2 separate regions of the Mus musculus genome follow, and region 1 is linked to region 2. Evidence: chromatin loops called from intact Hi-C (ENCODE). Cell type or tissue: heart. All regions are shown on one strand. Links, peaks and the distances in the headings refer to the core of each region. The heading gives the core; the rest is flanking DNA. Region 1 holds the start of Amd1 (S-adenosylmethionine decarboxylase 1). Region 2 overlaps Cdk19 (cyclin-dependent kinase 19).

Region 1 (5,383 bases), core at 192-5,191, 130 kb after region 2:
GTGTGCAGAGCTTGTGTTTCATACTGCAAATATAAATAAAGGAAGATAGCAGAAGAAAAAAAAAACAAAACAAAATCCTACTTGGATTTGACCCCTAATTTATACTTTAGATTATCATTAGTGAAAACTCTTTGCTACCCATTTACATTATTATTATATACTCGCGAAGATCCTTTTTAGGCATTTAGGCAATTTTAGGCAAATTTGTAAATTTGCGTGGTACTGGTGGTTGTGAGGAATACTTTCAATTAGTTCACCCCTTTAAGAATAGCCTAAGAAAAATATCAAATAACCTCGTATTATACTTAATAAAGCTAGTTCCTAGGAAGTTTTGCAAACTAAATATCCACCAGTTGACCTAATGGAGTACGGGTTGATAGGTGTCTGCTGGAAGGCGGCCAACTCCTAAGCTAGGCTAGGCACACGGTGGGGGGTAGATAGCGCCGGAGCCCTCCAAGGCTGGGCGCCACGTTGCTTTTCTCTTTTCTCTTTTGAAATAGGAAGACGACGCTTCTGGCTATTGTGTAAACCCGTGGAGAACTGCCTTCATTCCCACATCAGATAAAGCACAAGCAGAATTAAAGCGCATTCCAATCCGACCCCGGGCCACACGTACGTCACTGACAATTTTATTGCCTAGGCTGCGTTCGTCTCGTGGAAACACGTGAAAAAATGGTTTAAAAAAATTTTTTTTAAAAAGCCAAAAACCACCTCGGCTTGAAACGAGAAACCGCACAGGATCAAAGCACTACGCCAACCCAGCAGTGGCCACCGCCCCCGCCGAGCCCCGCGACACCCCTCCAGACTCCCTCCTGTTTTCTGCTAACCAGCTGTGTGCAGCGTGGGACAGCCTCGCCTGTCTCCCGCTCTCCCCACCAGCTCCACAAGTAATCCCAGATTCCCAAGTCCCCAGCCGGACAACAGAGCGGTCTCCCGCTCAAGGGACAGCGGCAGCTCCATCTGCAACCAAGCTGGTAGTCCCCTGCACTCCCCGTGGGCCCACCGCCAGCCAGCCGGCGTTCGGCGACGTTTGACTGACACGAAGCGGTCCCTATGAGGCCCTGAGGGCGGGGCGATGGCGTCACTTCCTGGCCTGTCGGGGAGGATGCTTATATAAGGTCTGCGCTCACGCAGAACCCTCGCTTACACAGTATGGCCGGCGACATTAGCTAGCGCTCGCTCAACTCTCCTAACGGGAAAGCAGCGGACTACAAGAGACTGAACTGTATCTGCCTCTATTTCCAACAGACTCACGTTCAACTTTCGCTCACGAAAATAGCCGGGAAAATTTTATTAGTCCTTTTTTTAAAAAAAAGTTAATATAAAATTATAGCAAAAAAAAAAAAAAAAGGAACCTGAACTTTAGTAACACAGCTGGAACAATCCGCAGCGGCGGCAGGAGCGGCGGGAGAAGAGATTTAATTTAGTTGATTTTCTGTGGTTGTTGGTTGTTCGCTAGTCTCACGGTGATGGAAGCTGCACATTTTTTCGAAGGGACGGAGAAACTGCTGGAGGTCTGGTTTTCCAGACAGCAGTCCGACGCAAGCCAGGGATCTGGGGATCTTCGTACCATCCCAAGGTGGGTGCCTGGGCCTGAGGGCGGCTCGCCGCCGACTGCGAGGCACGAGTCGCGGCCTCAGGTGGGGCCAGGTCGGCGGGCGGGAACTGGCTTCTCCCGCCGCCGTTGCGGGGCCGCCTGCGCCGCCTGGGGGAGGGGAGGAGGCCGGCGCGGCCGCGTGCTCAGGTAACGTCCCCGGCGGACGGCGGGGCTGGGCTGACGGGCTCCGGCGGGGGGCACGCGGCCCTCCGGCAGGTGTGGCTGGGTGAGGGGCGGGCGGAGCACGAGCTGGGTGGGCCTGGGCCGCGGGGCGACCAGCAGGCCTCCCGCCGCGGGGTAGGCGGCCGCGCGTGGCGCTCGCTCGGGCGGCGGGATTGGGCGGGAGCGGCCGTGTCGCAGTGCCGGGCCCCGCCGACGCCCGGACGTGCCCTGCAGCAGAGCGGGGCGCCTCGGGACCCTCCGCGGGCTTTGCCCGGGAGGCTCCTGACCTTGGGCTGTGTAACCTGTTACGGAGGCGAAGTCCGGGAGAGCGCAGCGGGGTGCTGGAGGGTTTGCCTGCTTCCCGGGGTACAAGCCTGTCAGCCCGAAGATCTATTTTACTTAATGCCTTAAGCTGGAGCAAAGGAGACCTGCGGGCCCCCTGCTCACACCCGACACGGGAGGTGGTGCGGAGAGTTGCTAGTGACCTCGCTGGGAGAGTCGAGCATTGAAGCGCGGATGACACTGAGGATGCATGGACCCGGCGGCGGTGACACCAGCCTCCCGCTTTGGTGGCCGGTACCCGGGCTCCGCCGTGCTCCGAAGCGCACTAATGGGACTAGAGTGGCGGAGGAACCGGCGTGGTCCGGTTCATTGAGAGGCGGACCAATGAGCTCCTGGGCCCCTCCGGAGCCTGGCCCCAGGGTGTGGACCAATGGGCGTTTTAGGAATGTTGGCTGCGCGGTGCAACCGTCCTCTGACAAAAAGCGAGAAGAGAATCCCAGCGGCCACGTGCTGCCGAGACTTTAAGGCACACTGGGAAACGCAGTTCCTACTAGTTGCTGCAGACGTTTCCATTGTAGGGAAAAAAATGTACCCGAAGTGCTAAGGTCTCAGTTTTCGATCCTCATGTGAAGTGTGTGCCATTTTCAGTTACAAACCCTTGACGTTTTCTCATAGTAAGCATAGAGAAGCTTACCTCTTTTACAGATATGGAAAGCTGATTGTGATAGGCGTCTCGGAAAGCTGGTGCTTCCAGGATTATTTCCTAGAAAATCTTGGTACGACCTGAAAGAGGGGTACGCAAGGAAATTACAAAAAACATTTCTTGTTGATAAAGAGAAGATTTTCGTTCTCAACTTAGTTGGAAGTACCAGAGTGGGATTCTAAAAATAGATCAGAGGTTAAGGGTCCTAGATACTAGATAGTTAGTTGTCCAGGGGACCCGGATTTAATTCTCAGCACCCACATTGCAGCTCACAACCATCTAACTCCGATTCCGGGGGATCTGACGCCCACTTCTGACTCCTGAGGACCCTGCACATCTGTGGGGCACGTATAGGCAAAATAGCCATAGGCTAAAATAATAATATATATTAATGCTAAAATATATTGATTAAAGTGGCTCCTGAGTAGAGGAAAGATGGGCCTTTTTAAAAAGGTAGGCTATTTTTTTTCTACACAGGACTTTTCTGTGTAGCCATGGCTGACCTGATCCACTTGCCTCTGCTTTGCCACCGACCTGTGCTTTTATTAAATGTTTAAAAACCTTTACTTTGTGTAACCAGAAACTGATTTGTGTGTGTGTGTGTGACTGTTATATATCAAGTAGAGCTGAAATCTGTTCGAAAGAACTGAAAAAAATTCAGTGCTTTTTCAGTGGCCATCCAGCTGAGGGTGCACTGGTTGTTATGAACTTTAAATAAGTGTCTGAGAGACAGCAGGTGGATAAATCACGAGTCAGTGCTAACAGGGAGGTTTGTAGGGGACCTGCATCTTTCCTGAAATGGAAAGAATAACCATGGGCTAATAAGATGAAATAAACTGATATTTATAGTATTAACAGCAGTCAAGGCTGGGGAAAATAACAGTAATATAAAAACACTAGGTATTAAAGCTGTCAGGAAGCAATTCTAATGCTGGGCAGTGGTGGTGCACACCTTTAATCCCAGCACTCGGGAGGCAGAGGCAGGCCGATTCCTAAGTTCGAGGCCATCCCGGTCTACAGGAGTGAGTTCCAGGACAGCCAGGGCTATACAGAGAAACCCTGTCTAAAGACAGATGGGCAGTTAAAGAAACTATGTTTGAAGCCTATTCAACATAAGCCTACAGAAGAGAGTCAAAGGGTAACTTTAGAAATAGCCATTGCCCGGGGCCTAGCAAACACATAAGTGGATGCTCACAGTCAGCTATTGGATGGATCACAGGGCCCCCAATGGATGAGCTAGAGAAAATACCCAAGGAGCTAAAGGGATCTGCAACCCTATAAGTGGAACAACATTATGAACTAACCAGTACCCCGGAGCTCTTGACTCTAGCTGTATATGTATCAAAAGATGGCCTAGTCGGCCATCACTGGAAAGAGCGGCCCATTGGACTTGCAAACTTTATATGCCCCAGTACAGGGGAACACCACCAGGGCCAAAAAGTGGGAATGGGGGGGGGGTATGGGGGACTTTTGGGATAACATGGGAAATGTAAATGAGGAAAATACCTAATAAAAAAAAAAGGAAAAAAAAAAAGAAATAGCCATTGCTTTCCACATCTTCACAAGGTTACCAGGCCTGGTAGTTTTAAGATCTAATTGATTATATCGACTTGAGAATTTTAATGGCAGTTTTGTGTTAGTCCCCAAACTGCAAATCTACTAATGGGGAGGGAGGTCGTTAGGAATTGATGGCACACTTAATCCTGGCACTGGGAGGGGTGGGGGTGAGGGGGCAGGGGCCATGCTTGTGTACAAGTGAGTTTCAAGCCACTCAGGTGCTACATAGTGAGATCTTGAACCCAGAAATGGAAAAACAAATGGATAGTTGTATAACCATATAACAGAATGCTGCCCAGCAGTAAGTGAAGCCTTGTTCTGTGCCCCACACGAGCACTAATGTAAGCAGATATGCTGAGAAAAGAGGCCTGAGGAGCATGCATGCTGTAAGATTTCATTTCTGTAAACCTAGGAAATGCAGACTGACAAGACTGGTCAGTTGTGGATTAGAGGCCTTATAAAGGGAGGAATGGATTATAAGGGAGCATGAAGGACCTTTTAAGAATGCGTTTCTGGCTGTGTTATGACACAAGCTCTTAATCCCCGAATTCGTGAGGCAGAGGCAGGAAGATTGAAGTTAGCCTTGTCTACATAGTAAGCAAGTCCAGGCTGGTCAGGGCCTGTAAGCACTAGAGCACAGCAACAGATTCACACAGGGTTGTTGCTGATTTGTAAGGTCAGCCTGGTTTGTTTATATAAATGGAGCTCCAGGACCCTTAAGGTCATGGGGATCCCTTTGCTTCTGCACCCTGAGTGCTAGGACCATGTGCCACCAGGCCTGAATCTGGAATTTCTCTTAACTGCTGATCCATCTTGGCTAATGCAGCTTAGTTTTTTTAAAGCTACTTGATTGGAGAAGAGTATGGCGTGGGTAACGTAGCTGGATGAAGGGGAGAATGAAGGCTTTAGAATCCACTTAACCTCACAGAATAAATACATTTGAAGTTGACAGATTAAAGAAGCAGAGTTCTTAGGGTTCAATTTGGTAGGAAATAGTGGGTAGCTTACTAGCTAGGTAGACTTGGGCAGGCACCTTTAATCTCAGCACCGGGGAGCCAGACACAAGTGGATATCCAGGTTGG
Region 2 (5,383 bases), core at 280-5,279:
CTCGGACAAAAGCGAATGGCACAATCCCAGGCACACTGAAGGAGCTCGGGGGTTCTTGGTTTTGCTGAACACATCTGCTTTACGGAATTTAAGTAACACTTATGCAAGTAATTTGTATATGGTGTTTGCCTCCTGCTCACAACTCTCCCCCAAATGCAGCATCTCTACTTCAGTGTCTAATGGCTAAAGCTGAGATGGTACTCTTGACTTTCCCTGTCTTCAACTCCATCTGATCTTCAGGAAAATGGCAAAGGCAATCAGGGGCTTGAAGTGGAGGAGGGGCCTGCTCTACTCTAGTCTCAACCGTCACTTCCTGAGGAAGTCCTCCCTGGCCCTCCTACTGAAATTGTCATTAGCGCTTCGCCACTTTGCTTTCCAGTCAGTACTGTGATTTTCACAACTAAATTAAAAATTGTCTTCAAAGGAAAGAATAGACAGATGTAAAGTTTTTTTTTAAAAGTAAAAGTATATTACTATATATTCTTTCAAACATACTTCAGCTCTGTATTCCTCTTTACAATTTCAAACTAATGCTTCTTAATTTAGAAATTTAAAGGAAAACATTTCTACTTCAATGGAATAAAATGCACTTCCAGGAGAGTACCATCTTGGCTCCCTGTCCCCAGCACCATGGAGATTGGTCCATAAGTCCACACTGCAGGTAACTGACCACAACGCAGAAAATGTCCTGTCTACTGTCAGGCGAGGTCTGTGCTGTCCAGCATCTCTGACTTTCCTTCCGATGCCACGGAAGAAGTTGGTTGTGCCTCAATTTGCACACTTATTTCAATGTTCCTAACTTGTATGCACACCTGTCCTAAAGAGTCCCCTTTGAATAAGTTATAGCCTCCGCTTGGTTCCTTCATTTCCCATCTTTCCAAAATTATCATTCTTTTAACCGTCATTGTACAGAGGTACTTACTTAAATAGACATCGTTTTAAGTTGTTTATTGTCATTGTCTATTAATAGCAAAGCTTTTTGTTGTTTTACAGTCCCAGTGCTCAAAATGGTGCCTATGACATAATGAAGCACTCAATAACACTTGTTGAATGACTTAAATCTGTTGAGCCAGTGTGATTCTTATGCATGAAAACAATAAATAGCCTTGTAAAATTTTGATTTTTTTGACAAACTATCCTCTATTAAAAAGGACACGCTCCTGAATCAGGTCTTCACGCTTGAGAGATAAGTACTTATCAACTGAGTATCTCATCAGCTCTCAGATGTATTTTTAAGACTAGTTTACAAACGAAACATTAGATCCTGGATAAACACTACACAAAAAGTCTATTCACTACCCTCAATTTGCAACAAAACAAGTAAGTAAGCCTTCTACCATTATTTACAGAACAAATAAAATAGCCATAAACAACCTCAGTGTTCAATAATAGCAAAATGGATAATTACAGTATATCCATATGTTATAGGTTCAGATATATACACTAAAGTTTTTTTTTTAATTTAAAAAATTTAAATTGTAGGGAGTCTGTGGACAAGACTACAAGAGTCATCAGATCTCCTGAAGCTGGAGTTACAAGCAGTTGTGAAACCTGACAAGGGGGTTTGGAATCCAGTGGAAGTCCTCTGGAATAGCAGTGTATGCTCCTAACCACAGAGCAATAGCTCCAGTCCAACTATACATTTTTAATGCTACATATTGCTACAATGTTGATATAATATTCTAAAATCTATAAAAATAATTTATTTACAAAATGAAATGTATAGCAAAATATCAATAGTACCTGTTTCACCGTGTGAGATGACAATCACTTTACTTTTTGAAAAGATTTTTACAATGAACATTATTGATATTTTAAGAAACATCACCTATCCTAAAGACAGCCCTTCCTCTCTAAAACTCCCCTTGTCCCAGTGTGTGGTGATCTAGAAAGGATACAATGAAAGGAGAGAGCCATGGCCTACTTCTTGGAAAAATCCTATTTTGTCAATGGACTTTAGTCTTTAGTTCTATAAATATTTGCTTCACATGATACCATGCAACCACAAATATGCTTCAGATCCATTTAAACAGCTGTTAAGTAGGCTGTGACACACACCGAACGCTAACTGCCTTGCTAGACACTCAGTGTGGTAACCTGATTGCACTGCAACCTTGTCAAGATGTTCAATGGACACATCTTCCAGACAAGTAATTATAAGAAGTAGTATCCTCTTGCCGGGCAGTGGTGGCGCACACCTTTAATCCCAGCACTTGGGAGGCAGAGGCAGGCAGATTTCTGAGTTCAAGGCCAGCCTGGTCTACAAAGTGAGTTCCAGGACAGCCAGGGCTTCACAGAGAAACCCTGTCTCAAAACAAACAAACAAAAAAAAAACCACAGGGCTGGTGAGATGGCTCAGCAGTTAAGAGCACCCGACTGCTCTTCCGAAGGTCCGGAGTTCAAATCCCAGCAACCACATGGTGGCTCACAACCATCCGTAACGAGATCTGACTACCTCTTCTGGAGTGTCTGAAGACAGCTACAGTGTACTTACATATACTAAATAATAAATACATCTTTAAAAAAAAAAAAAAAAAAAAAAACCACAAACAAACAAAAAAAGAAGCATCCTCTTTTCACTGTCCTAAACACATACAAAATCTAAGTTAAACCATTTTTCTCTAAAGCACTATTTAAGTTCTTTCCTGAAGCCCTGAACTCTTTACCAAGCCAATTCCAACATGCATATCTATTTTCACCCACACTCCTTGTGCTGCCTATAACGCTCCCCATTTCTATTTTTACCACATTGCCTTTCGTGTTGTCTATAATACTCCCTTGGGTTCCAGACTCTTTTTTTTAAAAAGGACTCTAAAATTCTTATACTCAAATAACTTATTTTTCCCAAAATAAATTCAACTTTCTATTCTTTGTGTGTGTGTGTTTAAATAACAATATGACTCACAGGGCCATCAAACTTTCTCTTGGGTAAAAGCATTCCAATGACTTTATTTTAGAAAGTACTGAGTATATAAAATTTAAAACAACATAATAATGAAGCAGTGAATTCTATAGTAAATTAGGAGGACTGCCTGATATCAGTGGGGAGTGATCCTAAAATGATTGTTAGTAATTAATAGTGAAACTAGATGCCCTCCCCTTTGACTGGCTTTTTCAAAGCTAGCATTTCAAAAGCATATTGGCTACATTATAACCTTCCAGCAGGAGGCACTCATACTATGAAAGGAGGTTTAATAAGCACAGTAGCCCAACTATGCAAGGTTCCACTATGCATACACATATACACACTTCCACTTGTCATAATACAGCACCACATATAATGCAAGCAGAAACAAAAGCAAGTGAGCTCTGATTTACTAGCGGCATGACACAAAGTAAGCTCCTTAACTCTGAATCTTGTAGAATAATCTACTTACACGGGCTCCCATAACAAATAAATGACTATACAGTGATTAAGTATATAAACTCAATGCCAAACTCTTGACCAATTATAGTTTCTACTCATAACTACCATTACTTGCAAGAACATTAAAAAAAAAACAAGCATGCAATAATCTATGTAGAATGCATAGCATAAGATAAATTCTTGATAAATGAGAGCTGTAACTGTACTTTAGTTGAAACCCTAACCAAGTGTCAGTTCCATCCACCCCCGCCTCAAAGAAGCCTGACTTTACATGAAATGGAAACTATCGCAGAAAACTACAAACAGACACAGTACAGACATCAATGGAACATGGTGAGTCCTGGCAGCTATAATAACTATGTAAGAAAGAGCGCCTGTGTTCTGAGCCATCGCTCAGGAACGTTGTAGAAGAGGGGCAGAAAGATCCTAAGAACCAGAATTCCCGGAAGTGCTCTGAAACAGCCTCCTCTAGAAATAGATTAGTCATCATAAAGTGTCAAATGTCAAGGATCAACAGGCATTTTAACCAGAAGGGGAGAGAGCCCATGGGGTCACACACACTTCCAGATAAAGAACTAGAGGCAACTAAGGACTACTATGGACTCAGTATATTATAGTTATATATATATATGGGAATATCCAAGAAGAAGGAAGATGATGTTACAATAGTAATAATCAAAGGAAGAGGCTTTCAACTTGGGGGGGGGGGTTGCGTGGGAGAGGTTGAAAGGAGGGTACCTGGGAGGAGCTGGAGGAAGGGAGGGAGAAGGAAAGTGATATAGTTCTACTTCCATTCCTAAAAAAGCTAACCAATCAAGGCAGGAAGAAGTACTCATTAAAGAAACAGGGCCTGATGGAAAATAGCACAGTGCTGCCTCCCAGGTGCCTGAAACCCTGCAGTAGGAGAGCCTGCCGACCATAATACAGTGGCTACATGAGCTCTGCTTCTCTTCCTACTACGGTGGCTACATGAGCTCTACTTCTCTTCCTACTGAACAATCTGGTTGCTCTTCTCTCTGACTTCAAGTTGTGCACATACTTGCTCTGAGAGCAGTATCTAAGCTGTAAAGTCTAAAATAAATAAGTTCACATCGCCCTTATTGTGATAGGATGTATGTTTATTTAGGTAAGCTTCCATGTAATACATTACATATGAGAACTTCAAAACTTTCTTATAAATCAACAGGACTTTGAATATGCAAAGTTAAAATATGAAAAATGAAACAGATACAATGGAGTCTGCATAGTAAAACCTAATTCTCAAGAGCATTCTAATTCACCCCCTCCCTACCTCCCTCTGCCATCTTCTAAATCTAAATGGTTGAGTGACCACTCCAAGTACTGTAAGAAATTACACCATTGTTTATAAATTATAGCTAAGGGTTTGCATTAGTAACTAATAACCACTGAACTACCAATAGAAATGATTAAACGCTATCTGGTTCACGACACTTCAAGAGGAGGCATAAACACAATGAATTAGACTCGATCAATCAATTGTGCATCCTTCATTCTAAACTACCTCACAGAGATTTTAACAGAGGTAACTAGAAGTCAACCATTGGTCTAAACTGAACCCAATTCAGGAAACATCTACTGTACTGACTCTGTTACACAAAACTACTTCATTCCCAGTCTGCTAAGAAACCTACGTGTGCATTATGAGAAAACAGAGGGCTGGTTTACACAATGAAGTAACTAATTTTAATTTATGTCTTTTTACTATCCATCTACTATTTCTAATCAATGAATGCTAAAAAATTATATTCACGCTAACAGTGTGATGTTTATTATATTTTTGTGTGGTGTTGGAAATATTCAATGTCTGTTCAAAGTCAGACATGCAACCACTGAGCTGTATAGTCAGCCCAACTTCAATCTTTTAAAATGAACTAAACTGGCAGATGTGAAGCTCTTACGGAAATACACTAAGCAATGATTAGATTTAAAAGGCTAGAAATCATTACATTATAATGATGAAAATCAGGCAAATGTGGATGAACAGCCTTAATGTTA

The links. Hi-C counts contacts between places; a loop is a spot of excess contacts. Peaks named below come from ENCODE experiments on the same cell type or tissue, not always from the same donor. Only the 100,000 strongest peaks of a DNase experiment are listed, where the experiment ranks them.
Region 1: it touches region 2 in a loop (1.8-fold over the local background); 1 of 42 quality-filtered maps calls a loop at or near these places.

What each region holds. Positions count from the first base shown.
Region 1 is chr10:40,297,945-40,303,327 of GRCm38, reverse strand. Amd1 (S-adenosylmethionine decarboxylase 1) reads left to right here and starts at 1,140. Exons shown (of 8, transcript NM_009665.5): 1 at 1,140-1,579. The coding sequence starts at 1,470. In heart, for the core only: no CTCF peak of the experiment used is centred there; DNase peaks (open chromatin) are centred at 497, 1,057, 1,727 and 2,447; H3K4me3 peaks cover 3,540 bases; H3K27ac peaks cover 2,689 bases.
Region 2 is chr10:40,427,090-40,432,472 of GRCm38, reverse strand. The region is part of intron 2 of Cdk19 (cyclin-dependent kinase 19); the gene reads right to left. Among named protein-coding and RNA genes, the nearest start is that of Gm32234, 24 kb to the left of the region's middle. In heart, for the core only: a CTCF peak has its summit at 3,162 (motif pointing right); no DNase peak of the experiment used is centred there.